Linked DNA regions of Homo sapiens: region 1 is linked to region 2. Evidence: chromatin loops called from intact Hi-C (ENCODE). Cell type or tissue: heart right ventricle. All regions are shown on one strand.

Region 1 (8,000 bases), 54 kb before region 2:
TGCTCTCAGAGTAACCACAGTTGTCGATTAAATGGCCCGAGTACAAAAGAATTTGTTTCGCTCTCCTGCTCCTCTTGCTTTATTTTGTTTTGTACTCTGGCATTTGGGGTTTTTTCCCCCTTTCCTCTCAGGTGTCTCATGTCTTCCCATTAAGACCGGAGGAAGGAAGAGAAAGAGATTTGCTTTGAGGCCAGGTACAAACCTGTGCCTGCCACAGACCAGCTTTGTAACCTGCTAGGCCAGTGACTAGTGTAAGACTGCTGTGAGGAGGTGCTGGAGTGAAACAGACAGCAGGGGTGAGGGTAGGCAAGGGCGACCTGGTGATGCCACAGTCTCCCCCTCTCCCTTCCAGATACCCTGCCCCTTCTCACCTCCAAATACCAGGGGAACTGAATCAGTTTATAAGTGAGTAAATGACTATGAATGTGCATCTCTGTTAGATCAAATAGGCATTTATATTGAAGCTCTTTCATCCATTCCAATTTCATATACAAAACAGGGAGACGTGAGGGATCCCAGGATGGACTCGCGACTCATATATCTTACTTCAGGGTGAGGAGACACTGCTCTTCCTTAATCAGGGCCTCCGTGGAGTGCGAAATGCCCGAGGGAGAACACTTTCTGACGGGCAGCTGTGCCCATGTTGGGCAGCTGTGCCCATGTCGTTCCTCTGGTTGGTTGGGCAGGGGGCACAGGTCCTGCTTTGCCCTTTCTCCATCTTTGTGGCAGCTAGCTGCGTTCAGAAACCATCCATCCGCCCACCCGTACCTTGCCTGAATATTCTCTGAGCTGCCTGTCCCCTTTTCTCTAACTTTTTCTTCCTCTGACTGAGGTCCTGTGCACGTCAGATTTTCAGCATTGTTTTAGTTACAGGAAATATTTTCAGTCCATCGTTCATCTTCTCAGAGCATGTCTTCTTTCTCTCATCCTGGATTTCATCCTTGGGCCTTTTTGTATTTCTGATTCTGGTTTTTTTAGTTTCTGATGGTTAGGTGTGATATTGAAATACATCTTTTCATTCATCAAGGTATTCTTAGATCTTCCAGCAGCCTAATGTGCAGTAGAATTTGTTTTTACCCAAACGAATAAGCAATCTACTTTTTGGGGTAGGTGACTTAAAACCCAACTTTGTTCAAGTCTGGAAGTGGAGGGAAATGTTCCATTTTCTCCTATGACATATAAAAGGACCTGGTCAATCAGTGGGAGACTGTGCTGCCCTCGTTTGTAAAGTTGTGAATGCCATCGCGTGAGTCCTATTGCATTTCATCAAAGCTGGGGTGGTGTAATTAGTCAGATTTAGTTGGTTTTGAAAATGGACAATTAGAGTGAGCTTTCATCACGTGCTCCTTTGTACAGAGCCAGACCTTCTCCCTTGTGTTCCGTCTCAGCATTATGCATTCCAGTTGGTTTTTCCCCATGCTTTTCCTGAGCTGTATCCAAGTGTCTTTAATGCGCTAGAGTGAAGGCAGTTGTGGTGCAGTAGGAAAATATTTCAAGCAGAAATAAGATGTATCAGATTCAGCTTCTCGCCTCTCTGATTTACCTGGTTTTTATAAAAACAAACAAACCCCAAAACCTTGTTTTATGGAAAATTTCAAGCATACACAGGTAGAGAGAATCATATAATAAATGCCATTTACCCATCACCCAGTTTCAATGTTACCAGCATCTTGCCGGGCCTGACACAGTGGCTTATGCCCGTAATCCCAGCACTTTGGGAGGCCAAGTGGGGAGGATGGCTTGAGGCCAGGAGTTTGAGACCAGCCTGGGCAACGTGGTAAGACCCTGTCTCTAAAAAACAAAACAAACTCTTGCCAATATTTTTATCAGTTGTACCCACTTTTTTCTTTCCTGGTGTATTAAAGCAGATTTCAGGTATCTTGTTAATTTGTTGACAAATACTTCAGTGTACATCTCTAACCTTTTGCTTATATTATTTTTATTTTTTTGAGATAGGGTTTTGCTTTGTCACCTAGGCTGGAGTGTAGTGGCACGATTATAGCTCACTGCAGCCTCGAACTCCTGGGCTCAAGGAGCCCTGCCTCAGCCTGCTGAGTAGCTGGGACTACAGGCTCACACCACCATGCCAGCTAATTTTTCTTTTTTTAAATTTGAAATTATATTCCTGTTGCTTAAGATTACTAAGGCAGACTTTTTTTTAAACCAAAATATTCAGTCTCCATAGAGACTGTCAGAAATGGTCAGTGCTGGCTGGGCACGGTGGCTCATGCCTGTAATCCCAGCCCTTTGGGAGGCTGAGGCGGGTGGATCATTTGAGGTCAGGAGTTTGAGACCAGCCTAGCCAACATGGTGAAACCTTGTTTCTACTAAAAATACAAAAATCAGCCGGGCGTGGTGGCAGGCAGCTGTAATCCCAGCTACTTAGGAGGCTGAGGCAGGAGAATCGCTTGAACCCAGGAGGCAGAGGTTGTAGAGAGCCGAGGTCATGCCACTGCACTCCAGCCTGGGTGACAGAGCGAGACTCCGTCTCAAAAAAAAAAAAAAAAAAATGGAAATGGCCGGTGCCAGCTCTATTGCAAGTTATCTTGTGGTATTGGGAAGTTTTCAATGAGCAATAATCACGTCTCGGGTAAACCTCACTGACTATGATGGGGCCACTGTGCAGAGAGCCTTTCTCCTTTTTAAACACAGCCGCCATGTTGTTATCCCACCTAACAAAAGTACTAGTGATGCCTGATGATCATCTAATACACAGTTCACGTTCATGTTTTCTCACTTGTCTAAAAAATGTCTTTCATAAGTTGCTTGGATCCTGCTTCAAATAAAGCCATTTGTATTTGGTTATTATGTTTCTTGGGTCTCCTTTATTCTCTAACATTCTCCCTTTCCTTTTGTTTCCTTTCATGCCATTGATTTGTTAGAGAAACTGGGTCATTTGTCCTGTTCAGTTACCTTAACCTTTTGCTGATTTAATTGTTCCTTACAGCAAATAGGCTGTAAGGAGAAGGTGTGGACCTAAATTCAATCAATGCAGCCACCCTTTAGCAGTTCTCTTTATTTATTTATTATTATTATTTTTTTGAGGCAGAGTTTCACTCGTCACCCAGGCTGGAGTGCAGTGGCGCAATCTTGGCTCACTGCAACCTCCGCCTCCCGGGTTCCAGCGATTCTCCTGCCTCAGCCTCTGAGTAGCCGGGACTACAGGCATGCGCCACCACGCCCGGCTAATTTTTGTATTTTTAGTACAGATGGGGTTTCACCACGTTGGCCAGGCTGGTCTCAAACTCCTGACCTCAAGTGATCCACCCTCCTTGGCCTCCCAAAGTGCTGGGATTACAGGCGTGAACCACTGAGCCTGGCTAGCAGTTCTGTTTAAACATTTGCTGGCAGAGATGGAAACTAATAGTTAAAACCAGCTGCTCCCCTTTTCTTCCTAGGATTGTTCTATATAATTTTGAGTTGCAAATAAGATGCAAAATATTTTTTTCCCAAATTAAACTAGGCCATTCTATTTATGGTTACTCCTTATTTATTTATTTTTGTAGTTACTTTTTAACACTGAATGGGTCCTCATTTTGTACTGAAAGCAGGTGAGAGGGATTAATTTATTGGCAGCGTTTCTATGTAGTGCATGCAGCAGGCACTTGGCAGGAGTCTGGCCTGGGGCTGAGGAGGTGGGTGGTGTTTGTGGTCTGAGGTGTCCAGTTGTGCTGGGCAGTCAGTCCTTGCCCTCTTCTGTTGTCTCTTTTATTAGAGCTCTGGATAGGGCTGTTGGGCTGCCTGGGGAAGCTTCCCCAGAGAAGTTCACTGTAGAGAGGATTTTGGTTGGCAGATGTTATAATTGATCCATCTCTCTTGATTTTTGACCTGTACGCTAGTGAAGCAGACACTTTTATATAGTTCTAGTGGAATTATTTTGCATGTTGTAACAAGAAGCATATATTGCGTTGTAATTTTCTTGCATGGTACAAGTTGATGTAAGAGGACAGCAGCCCTCTGTATCCTTGTGTTCTGCACCCACAGATACAACCAACCGTGGATCAGAAATGTTCAGGAAAAACAACAAAAATAATACAACAATAAACTGTAATACAAATAAAACGCATGCAACAACTATTTACATAGCATTTACATTGTATTTGGTATTATAAGTAATGTAGAGAGAATTTAAAGTGTACGGGAGGGCTGGGTGTGGTGGCTCACATCTGTAATCCCAGTGCTTTGGGAGGCCAAGGCGGGAGAATCACTTGAGGCCAGTAGTTTGAGACTAGCCTGGGCAACTTAGCGAGACTCTGTCTCTATGATAAACTGAAAAAAAATTAGCTGGGTGTGGTGGCGCATGCCCGTAGTCTCAGCTACTCAGGAGACTTGAGACAGGATTGTTTGAGCCTAGGAGTTTGAGGCTGCAGTGCCACTCTGGCCTGTGTGAACAGAGCGAGGCCCTGTATCTAAAAGATGTGTGTCTGTGTATATGAGAGGATGTGTGTAGGTTAAATATAAAATGTAAATGCCACTCCATTTTTATATCAGGGACTGGGGCATCCACAGGTTTTGGGATTGGAGGGACATCCTGGAACCAGTCCCCTCCAGATACCGAGGGAGGACTCTACTGGCCCCTTCTGGTTTTTTTTGTTTTTTTTTGGTTTTTTTTTAAGAAAAGTCTGTCTCTATAATTATGTATCAATATATGAAATAATTGCTATGTGTATCTTTATATGTACTGGATCCATTTTCCATTCAGACATCTGCCCTGTTTTTCAGTGATCTGTACTGCCATGTGTATCAGTAGAATATCCGAGGTACTGATAAGCGTCCAGTTTGTAAATGTCTTGTGTATTTCAGTAGATGGCTGCGTCCTTACTTCTTTTCCTTTTAGGGGTCCGGCCTTCCCCTTCTGATCTGGACTTTCTTTATTCCACTTTCTTGCCTTATTAAGGTGCGGATGGATTGTTTGTTCCTTTTCCTCTGATTTTGCTGTTTGGGGACCCCCAGTTGTATATTTTGCATTTTCTGGCAATAATAGGTGTTTTAATGAGCAGTTAATGCTATTTTAGGCATAGCTATCTGGCTCTCTTACTGGGCAGCACTTCCTGGGCAGCCCCATTTAAACCTGTGGCTTCACCTGTCACTTTATAAACTAAAGATCTCAAAGCTTTGTCTTCACCCGAGATGCCCCCCAGGAGCTTCCAAACTCCAAGCCAGGTGTCTGGCAGACATCTCCATTTCACTGTCCCAGGCAGATTTAATGCCTCTGAAACAGAGTTCATCTCCTCTTGCCTGCGCAAAAAACACACACCCCAACAGAAACAAACACACACCCACACCCACACACCCACCCCAGTAAAAACCAAACCAATAAAACACCACTCAGAAGCTCTCCCTTTCCCCTGAGCTGCTGCTTTAGATGTGTGGCCCCGCAGGTACCTTACCCTCAGAGCAGAAATCCAGGCATCCCTGGCAGCCTTCCTTCCTCACCCCTCAGTCTTGCTGGTGCCCAGATGGGAGCTGGCAGAGATGTCTCCTGGATGGGCGCTCACTTTGCTCTTCTGTAGCCTTGGTGGCTTAGCCCCAGACCACTCCTCCTTACAACAGCCTCTGGACCCTGAGTCTACCCCTCACTCTTCTGCTCGTCCTTGGGGCTGCTGCCAGAGAGATCGGTACATTGTAAACTTGACTGTGCTGCCTGCAAGTTTCAAATGATGAAGTGCCTGCACCTCATCTTTATTTATTTATTTATTTAATTTTTTTGAGACAGAATCTCGCTCTGTTGCCCAGGCTAGAATGCAGTGGTGCCATCTCGGCTCACTGCAGCCTCCGCCTCTCTCCTGCCTCAGCCTCAGCTGGGATTACAGGCGTGAGCCACTTCGCCCAGTCCACGTACCTCATCTTTAAGATGAGGTTCCCAGCTTAAGCTTGGCTCCCAGAATCCTTTGTCATTGGCCTTCTGCCTGTCCTGCAGCCTCCTCTCCATGGCGAGGCCTCCACACCCACTGCACAGTCTAATTATGTCGAATTTCTTGCTGTTTCCTAGGTATACCATTTTTTGTCATGATCTTGGTGCCTTGACCACATACTTGCCTGGAATACCTTTCCTGCTTTCTCACCTGGCTGACTCTAGCTGGCTGCATGCAGTTGCTCCTGGTGGAGGTTCCTCTCTGTGCACTGGCAGCCGCTGTAGGGTCCTGACACTCCACTGGTCTCTCTGCCTCTCTCTGTCACCTTCCCTGCAACTGCCAGTGTTCCCAGGGTGAGAATCAAATCCTCATGCCCTCAAAAATAGATTTCTCGGCCAGGCACGGTGGCTCACACTTGTAATCCCAGCACTTTGGGAAGCTGAGGCAGGCGGATCACTTGAGGTCAGGAGTTTGAGACCAGCCTGGCCAACATAGTGAAACCCCATCTCTATTAAAAATACAAAAATTAGCTGGGCGTGGTGGCGTACATCTGTAATCCTAGCTACTGGGGAGGCTGAGGCACGAGAATTGCTTGAACCCAGGAGGCTGAGGTTGCAGTGAGCTGGGATCACACCACTGCACTCCAGACTGGGCAGCAGAGCGAGACTCCGTCTTAAAAAAAAAAAAAAAAGATGTCTATGAAGAGTAGAGGGTCTTGCAGTGTATGCTTTCGTTTCTTGCATCACTTCTTCTCTGTCAGTGAAATTTTGTTTTTTGTTTTTTTTTTACTCTAATCCCATGACATAATGAAAATTTTGACAAAAGGTTACATTGGAACATAGTCGTTTGGTCGGCTGTATTTACTATTTATGGTTCAAAAGAATCTGATGCAAATCATGTTTTGTGAGTAAAATAGTTCAGTGAACTGAAGCTTATAATCCCTCTAGTTGCCTGAAAAGCGTGTCCTGGTTTATGTGTCACTTAGTGTTTTGAGTGGCTTTTCTCCTGTAGTGATGAATACAAAGTATATACAAAATCCTATTTCTTTGGTTCTCCTACAGAACATAAATTTATTTTAAGTAAAATTCTTGACTCTGGTGGAATGGTAATCTGACTTTAAGATTTCTCCAAATTTAAAACCCAAGAGTTATTACATAATTCTTGTTTTCTTAATAAATAAGTTATTCCATAGCATGAGGTAGGCCTAATCACAAAATGTGTGTGTTTCTTTTCTTTTTCCTAGTTTAATGCTTGTGTATGTATTAAAAATCAAGGCCCAGAACTAAAAGCTACAGGGTACATATTTTAAGAAGTAAATTGATTTAAGTGGTCATTGGTATGTTGCAGGATTTATGGCATTAATATTTAGAAAGCTCTTCTCCAAACACGTATTATCTTCATTTGAATTTTCTCACACAAAGTTGGTTTATAATGTAAATTCGAAGAGTTCCAAATCCTAATTCTTCACTGAGTCAGAATTTCTGGAGGTGAGTCCCGCAGTCTGTGGCTTCACAAGGCTTCCAGGTGATTCTTAACGCCTGCTCAAGCTGGAGAACCCCTGGTGTGGATTTGCATCATTTGAATTTGTAGTACATGGGATAGGAAGAAAGGAGGGTGGTTTCTATTATAACTTTTTTTTTTTTTTTGAGATGGGGCCTCGCTGCGTTGCCCAGGCTGGAGTGCAGTGGCATGATCTCGGCTCACTGCAGCCTCCACCTCCCAGGTTCAAGCGATTCTTCTGCCTCAGCCTCCTGAGTAGCTGGGATTACAGGCATGCGCCACCATCCCCGGCTAATTTTTGTATTTTTAGTAGAGACGGGGTTTCACCATGTTGGTCAGGCTGGTCCCAAACTCCTGACCTCGTGATGCGTCTGCCTTGGCCTCCCAAAGTATTGGGATTACAGGCATGAGCCACCATGCCTGGCCATAACTTTTATTTAAAAGTTTTTCAAACGAATGGTTTTTTTCAACAGGCTGTATAAATAGGCTCTTATTACATCATGTTTTCATGTGACGGATTTAACATACACTAGAAGGAGACTGTTTGCTTTATGTACTTCTCCAAATTGCTGTTCTTGAGTTTATTTAGTGATGTCCACGTTATATTAACAAGCATGTGGGCTGGGCATGAGCCACCGTGCCTGG
Region 2 (8,000 bases):
GAAGATGGTCCTTCAATTTGAAAACAAACAGAAACTTAAAAGACGTATTTATAGCCCCATTATCCTGAAATACGCATTTTTGGCTTTATTTTTTATTATGTTTTTTGAGACGGAGTTTCACTCTTGTTACCCAGGCTGGAGTGCAATGGTGTGATCTTGGCTCACTGCAACCTCCACCTCCCAGGTTCGAGTGATTCTCCTGCCTCAACCTCCTGAGTAGCTGGGATTTCAGGCACCCGCCACCATGCCCAGCTAATTTTTTCATATTTTTACTAGAGACGGGGTTTCACCATGTTGGTCAGGCTGGTCTCGAACTCCTGATCTCAGGTGATCCTCCCGCCTTGGCCTCCCGAAGTGCTGGAATTACAGGCTTGAGCCACCCTGCCCAGCCAGCTTTTTTTTTTTTTTTTTTTTTTTTTTTAAAGAGACATCGTCTTACTCTGTTGCTGAGGCTGGGGTACAGTGTACAGTGTCTATTCGTGGGTGTCATCACGACTCACTGCAGCTTCAAACTGCTGTCCTCAAGCAGTCCTCCCACCTCGGCCTCCTGAGTAGCTGGGACTACAAGCACCACCACTGAGCCTGGCTCACTGTTGGCATTCCCTTGTGTATTGTGTTAGTCTGCCCCCACCGCTATGTGTGTTTATATATCCCCACATGCACACGTTCACACATAAAGATAGGGATGGACTTTATCTACAGGGGAGGGGTTTATTAACCTAAAGCAAAGGATCGCTTGAGCCATGCCTTACATCTGTTCTCAGGCTGCCTTTTCTCTTGGCGGGCACATGTGGTATCAGAGTGTTCTCACACTCACAGACATTCATCTCCTGTTCCCATGCACTTGTTCTGAAGACAGAGCCCCAGAGCCAGGCCCCTGCTCATCTGGGGATACCTCTGTGCTTCACTTTGGATAGCCGTTACCTTTGCCACACATGACAGTGTTTATTCTCTTTCAAAAGTAGAATTTATTTGTTGGTGGTGATGTGTTTAGCGCATGTGAATGTGTAAGAAAATCTCCATAGGTGACTTTTTTGATTTACATGCTTATCTGTAATACGCTGTTAGTGTCCCTCTTCCATAGCTGGACGCGGTAGTTTTAGCCTTAAACTAATCATGGTAAATTTTCATGCCCTTTTGTATGTAGGTTCTCTCCATAAATGAAGAAGGGCTAAGGCGATGCGAAGAGAATACAAAAGTCTTTGGTCGGCCTATCAGGTAGATGTGGGATTTTGTTTTTCCTTTCAACTTACTGAGAAAACGAATTAAATATTTCTAGTTGATTTTTGGAATTAAAATCTACTTATTATTTTCCAAGGTGCTCTAAAAGGTAGACAAGAAGTGAACATGTAATATGCCAGTGACGAGGGACAGACAGTTAGTGTTTTTTGACCCCAGGCATTGCTGTGACGTCAGCCAGAGTGGGTTGGCCTGTCTGCTTAGTCTGTGCGGGCCGCAGGAGCCCAGGGCTGCAGATCGTTTGCTTGTTTTTGCCTCCCCTCCCCACCCAGATGACTCTGTGTTCTTAAACCAAGCTCTAAGTTACAGTAAAGAGTTCTGAAAATGTTTAGTGATTCAGAGGTTGACATTGATAAGGGTGTAGATGGTTCACTGGGATGTAAGTTCCATGAGAACAGGGTTTTTGAGGGCCTTTTGCTGACTGCTGTATTCTCAGCTCCTGGGACAGTGCTTGCCTCTCTCTCTGTTGAAGCATAGCCCACTGCAGTTCAGATGCAATATGTGTTAAAATACCAGCTGTGTGCCCTGTTGATGGCAGGTTGGGGGGTGGTTTAGCACGTCGAGGACAGCACACTGTGGCTTTGCTTGCCGGCTCACTGAGCATATCTGAGAGAGCTTTTCGTGCATTATCAGTCAGCCTTAATTGCAGTTTCAGGCCTTGGTCCTACCACACTGATCCTGTGTGTTTTGTACAAGTAGATATAAACAGGGTTCATAGCACTATACATAGCACTATAATTTAAAAAAATTGATTATGATGTATTTGGAAATAGCTATAAATGACCAAAAAGGAAGAAAATAAGACACAGTTTGCTAAGTGTGCTGTCTGTTGAATGAAACACATCTCTGCACAACCTGCAGCTCATGGACCTGCCTGGTGGACTTGGAAGGGCTGAACATGCGCCACTTGTGGAGACCTGGTGTGAAAGCGCTGCTGCGGATCATCGAGGTGGTGGAGGCCAACTACCCTGAGACACTGGGCCGCCTTCTCATCCTGCGGGCGCCCAGGGTATTTCCTGTGCTCTGGACGCTGGTGGGTTGAGATGCTTTTTGCAGTAACTGTGAGCCATTTGGAAAGCAGATAACATGCATTCATATACACGTGTCTGTGACCTAAAGTCTTAACTTCTTAGGAAAAAAAACAATAACATGCAAAGATATAAAATTTCTCAAATTGTTTAAGAAAGGGGAAAAACAAAATGTGAGTGTCCTAATGCCATGCAAATAGACTTTACAGAAGAAGTATATAAACTTGAATGTCTTCCCCCCACCCTCCCACTCAGAATACCACATTGTCATTTTAATCTTGGACACTCAGGCAGCAGAGAAATATGACTGCATGGTCTTCTCCTCCTCACAGGTTAGTCCGTTCATTGATGACAACACCAGAAGGAAGTTCCTCATTTATGCAGGAAATGACTACCAGGGTCCTGGAGGCCTGCTGGATTACATCGACAAAGAGATTATTCCAGATTTCCTGAGTGGGGAGTGCATGGTATGTCCTGAGGCGAGGAACTGCACATTTGGCCCCTTATGCAGGTGGGAGAGGTCGGTGTCGATTTGCACAAATGATTTTCAGAACTTCCAGTTGTTTGGATGTTTTGTTTTTGTTTTGTTTCTTTTGGCCGCCATTTCTCTGATCCAGGGTTAAGCTAAAGAGAACCATTGAAGTAATTGTTGATACTGTACATTTCTTCATTGTTAAATACGAATGAGAATTCGTAGAATCAAATACGATTGCAGCTTGCTTTGATTCACACGGCTTTGTGTGAATCAGATCTTTAAACAATTTTAGAGGAGCTGTCATATTTTCTAAAATACTGTTAAAAAATTGAATCAGTTCTCAAAATTTCCCACCCGCCCCTCCCCGTCCTTTTTTTTATGGAGACAGGGTCCGGCTCTGTCACCCAGGCTGGAGTGCAGTGGTGCGATCACAGCTCAGCAGCCTGACTTGGTGGGCTCAGGTGATCCTCCCACCTCAGCCACCCAAGTAGCTGGGACTGTAGGCGTGCACCACCATACCCAGCGAATTTTTTGTAGAGGCAGAGTCTCACTATTTTGCCCCAGACTGGATGACATTTTTGGTTTTTTTTTTTCTTCTTGAGATGGAGTCTTGCTCTGTTGCACAGGCTGGAGTGCAGTGGTGCAATCTCAGCTCACTGCAGCCTCCGCCTCCCAGATTCAAGCGATTCTTCAGTCTCAGCCTCTGGAGTAACTGGGATTACAGGCATGCGCCACTACCCACAGCTAATTGTTTTATTTTTAGTAGAGATGGGGTTTCACCATGTCAGCCAGGCTGGTCTCAAACTCCTGACCTCAAGTAATCCGCCCACCTCGGCCTTCCAAAGTGCCGGGATTACAGGCATGAGCCACCATGCCTGGCCTGGATAACATTTTTAAAGTAAAAAAACGAAGGGAAGTGGTTCTCAACATACGTTTGGGGTTTTTAATATACTGAGTTGCTGGGTAATGAAGCAGAGGCCTCCACTTCTATATCCTGTACTCAGAGAAGCTCAGAACCTTGGGGTCCTTATAGGCTTCTAGCCCATGGTGCACAGTTGTGTCTTGGGAGCATTACGGAAGCCAGAGCCTCTAGAAGTCCCAGTGACTTGTTCCATGGCACACGGCGGTGGCTGAACTCAGCAGGGAGTGAAGCTCCTTTTCAGAAGGGCTCTCTAGTCATCCTTCATATGAAAAGTTACCCGTTTGGAATGTGTACCCACTGGGTTTGACTCAGGTATTTAGCTAATGAATTGGACATTCAGGGGACTTTGGACTTTCTGAATGGTTAGAGAAATTTAGAAAACAAATGAATTTAGCTTTCACTTCATCAGTTCCACTTTAAGGAAATTACAGGCATCATCACAGTACAATGCAAAGAGCAAGTAAGTTACAGTAAAGGTTATAGGACCAGAATTTAGCAAGCGCCTATGAGGTTAAACCGCAGGCTCAGGTTCGTAGAAACCTCTGAACTCCTTTCATGATATGAGCTAGCCATCCCGTGTTGTTGCTGCTTCCAATTATGACACGAAGAATTGAGCTGGAGCCCAAGGAGACCTGCCTCACCGCGTTGTGCCTGTTTGTCACATGCCGACCTCCGTAGTGTGTTTGCGGTGCTGAGCGTCTTTGTGGTTAATTGAACTGTCCAAAAACTTGGGCCTTCTAAGGCTTCTTCACCTCTCTCCTGAGCTGCTGTTGAGGCTGATTGTTGAAAGGAGGTTGTTCCCTCCTGCTCTCTGGTGGCCGGAGGTTACTAACCAGCGGGCAGTCTGGTATTTTTCCACCACGACATCACTGCTTTGACACTTATGCTGTACTGCAGGCTGAAGACTGAAATGTTTATTTTCTATGTAGTTGCTTCCCAAGGCTAATAGAACGAGGACTTCGATTTTATGAACTTTAGTGTGGAGTCATTGTGTCAAGGTCAATTAGGAGATTTATGTTATGTACAAGTTCTAATTCAACTTGTTTCAGGCAAATTCAAAAGAAGTTCTTCATTAGTTTTTGGCTGGTGTTATAGACCAGTCATTTGACTTTAGACAGAAAACATTATTCATTGATTCTGTATCTTCACTATAATTCCCTATCATAAAAATAATGCCTGTGGCTATTGAGAGCAAAACTCTTTTCTTAAAGTAATACTTTTCCTTTACAGGGCAATATAAATACCCCTAATGCTTATATGAGTCAGCTTTAGTAACTGGGTGCAGTGCCTCACGCATTTTAGTAGGAATTCTGTGGTACATCAGCTTCAACTTGTTCCCGTTTATGCAGAGTAAAACACATGTATTTAAGTGGTTTTTAAAAACATATTGCTCAGTAGTGCAGAGTGTTTTACGACCCTGCCAGTGTTTTCCATTTTCTCAGCAACCTCCAGAAGTTGAGTGCAGGGGGATAGTGCTGGCCGGTGTGTCTGGGTTTCGTGGGGTTGGTTTGTGTTTGCACAGGTTTCACTGCTGTGTTTCTTCTTCCAGTGCGAAGTGCCAGAGGGTGGACTGGTCCCCAAATCTCTGTACCGGACTGCAGAGGAGCTGGAGAACGAAGACCTGAAGCTCTGGACTGAGACCATCTACCAGTCTGCAAGCGTCTTCAAAGGAGCCCCACATGAGGTACGTCCTCCGCCTTCCTGCACCTGGGCCGGCCCTTCCTCCGCAGAGGGCCTGGCCCTCGCAGGGCTTCCTGGCAGCCTTTCATTCAGAACAGTCCACTCGTTTTTCTGCTCTTTGTCTTTAGGCTTTTGTTGACACTCGATATTTAGTTTCAGTAAATGTCAACGTCGAAGAATGGGTCTCTCTCAGAATAGAAACTAGCTGTGCTTGATCAGAGTGCCTGGAAAGGAAATTGGATCTCTTGACCTCCATTTTACTAAAGCCACCAAACACAGAGATAGGAATAGCTAATCTTTCCTTGTTGGAGCACTTAACTCCTGAATTTAGTTTATTTCATGGTTATATTGAACAAGTTTCATGTGCTACTTTTTCTTTTTTTTTTTCTAGACAGAGTTTTGCTCTGTTGCCCAGGCTGGAGTACACTGGCATGATCTCAACTCACTGCAACCTCCGCCTTATGGGTTCAAGCAATTCTCCTGCCTCAGCCTCCCAAGTAGCTGGGATTACAGGCACCCGCCACCACGCCTGGCTAATTTTTGTATTTTTAGTAAAGGTGGGGTTTCACCATGTTGGCCAGGCTGGTCTCGAACACCTGACCTCAGGTGATCCACCTGCCTTGGCCTCCCAAAGTGCTGGGATTACAGGTGTGAGCCACTGTACCTGGCCCGTTTGCTACTTTTTCTTGGCTGGGTTTTGGTTATTTATAGATATCTTGGGGATTTTCCGATTTCTGTAAGTCTAATGGAGCAAGGAGGGTGTTCCTGTATTCCTTTTTTGCTGTCACTTTTGGTAGAGAAGCAAGGGCGTTCCGTGTTCCTGTGCATGCCATATGTCTGTCCTGTAGCATCACGAGTGACCTGAAGCAGGAGGGGCCTGCAGCGGAATCTCCCTTCTCAGCTAGGACAAGGTTCGTGGCCCAGAGTTGTTGGAGAGGATGGTGGCACTCTGTGCAGAGCAGGTGTCAGTGAGGATGTGGTGCTGGCTTGGGCAATGGTGCTGGCCGGGAGCTGACTGCGGCCTGCTTCCTGCCGTGGTGGCACCTGGGTCAGCCATCTGCCAGTGGCTTCTGCTGGGGTGTCTTCCTGAGTGGCTCACCTGGTGCTTGCAGGGCAGGTGGATAAGGGAATGCTGTTGCCATGGTTTGAACAAGCAGAGACAGATTTGGTGTGCCTTACTTGTAGATACATACATAGAGGAATCTCAGATTTCATAACGTCTTGAGGATTGTCTGTATTCATTTCTTACCGGGAGGGCAGGCTCCAGGGACCGAGTCCTTGTTCCTTGTTTGTTAGGCACTATCGCTCTTGTCCATGTTTCAAGAACTTGGGGTGCAGTGTGTTTCGTGTGAATCGGGGGCATCTGTAGACATCCACATGGTAAAAACCTCCGTTCTGCTTTGGGTATTAAATAAAGCACAGATCCGAGATGGCAACAAACTGAAAGGAAGGCTGAAGCGGAGGCCCCCACTGTGAATGCAGGAAAGAGGTTCCGTCAGCACAGGGGGCCGAGGCCTCAGGATGGAGCTGCCTGGGGAGCCACTTTGCTGAAGAGGGGGCCGTGCCACGTGGTGCCGCCTGCTGTTCTTAGACAGGACCCTTGTACCTCACTGAATCTGCTGTGGAAGGACATTCTGAAGTGGCGTTTCAGTGGTGAGGTGGCAGTGGTGGGATTAAAGGGGCCCGGCTCGTAGAGCAGCCACGCGCTGAAGGGCACAGCAGACAGCGTGCATGGGCTGAGAGGGGCCGTGGGCCTGGCTCTGCTGCTTCCTTAGGTGGAGTTTTCAGTGACTGCAGAACTCTGCACAGCTGCTTTTCATTCTCACGTCCGCCCCCGCCCAATCTTTGAAACTAACTTTGATTATTCCCTCCTGGGTAGCTCTGTCGGTGCTGTGTAAGTTTGGTTTTCAATTGGTTCTCAGCACCCAGGGGGTGACCACCTCAACCCCATCTCTACTATGCCAGGGGCTCATCCCGCTCACCCAGCCTCGCCACTGTTCTCTCGTGTGAGCCTCACACGGCAGGCCCGGTTCCATGCCCCTGCTTCCCCCTTGCTGGGAACGCTGTCCTCAGGCTCCCCTGCCTGCTCTTTCTTTAGCTTTCACCTTCTCCAGGGCCTTCTGTTCTGTCCAGCCCAGGGCAGTCCTCTGAACCACTCATGTACGAGCTCACAGTGTTTGGTGTTTCTAAGACCTGGCCTCTTAGAGTGTGTGTGAAGATGGTGTATGGGAGATCTTGGACCTCTAGGTGCAGGTCACAAAGAACACAGAGCTTGGTGCATGACATGTAGCAGGATCCAGCGGTTGAATGGATGGTGGTGTGTGACTCTGGGGAAAGAGATCCGTCCATACGCATTCAGCGTTTCCCTCCCCAGCTTCAGCACCTGCACCCTGGATCCCCTGGAGAGCACGATGCGCTCGCAGCATGCCGGCCTGGTGCTCGTGGATCGTGGCTGCCTAACGCTGCCTCTTTTTCAGATTCTCATTCAGATTGTGGATGCCTCGTCAGTCATCACTTGGGATTTCGACGTGTGCAAAGGGGACATTGTGTTTAACATCTATCACTCCAAGAGGTCGCCACAACCACCCAAAAAGGACTCCCTGGGAGCCCACAGCATCACCTCTCCGGGTGGGAACAATGTGCAGCTCATAGACAA

What was found. Hi-C counts contacts between places; a loop is a spot of excess contacts. Peaks named below come from ENCODE experiments on the same cell type or tissue, not always from the same donor. Only the 100,000 strongest peaks of a DNase experiment are listed, where the experiment ranks them.
Region 1: it touches region 2 in a loop (5-fold over the local background); 48 of 110 quality-filtered maps call a loop at or near these places.

The regions. Positions count from the first base shown.
Region 1 is chr17:77,150,045-77,158,044 of GRCh38, forward strand. All of the region lies in intron 3 of SEC14L1 (SEC14 like lipid binding 1), which reads left to right. It also overlaps the pseudogene RNU4-47P. Among named protein-coding and RNA genes, the nearest start is that of SEC14L1, 13 kb to the left of the region's middle. In heart right ventricle, no CTCF peak of the experiment used is centred here; no DNase peak of the experiment used is centred here; H3K4me3 peaks cover 1,406 bases; H3K27ac peaks cover 5,330 bases.
Region 2 is chr17:77,204,129-77,212,128 of GRCh38, forward strand. It overlaps SEC14L1 (SEC14 like lipid binding 1), which reads left to right. Exons shown (of 17, transcript NM_001143998.2): 11 at 1,148-1,218; 12 at 2,101-2,272; 13 at 2,600-2,734; 14 at 5,214-5,348; 15 at 7,822-8,000. Among named protein-coding and RNA genes, the nearest start is that of LACAT1, 46 kb to the right of the region's middle. RefSeq lists an enhancer at 7,937-8,000. In heart right ventricle, a CTCF peak has its summit at 4,483 (motif pointing left); a DNase peak (open chromatin) is centred at 4,432; H3K27ac peaks cover 7,525 bases.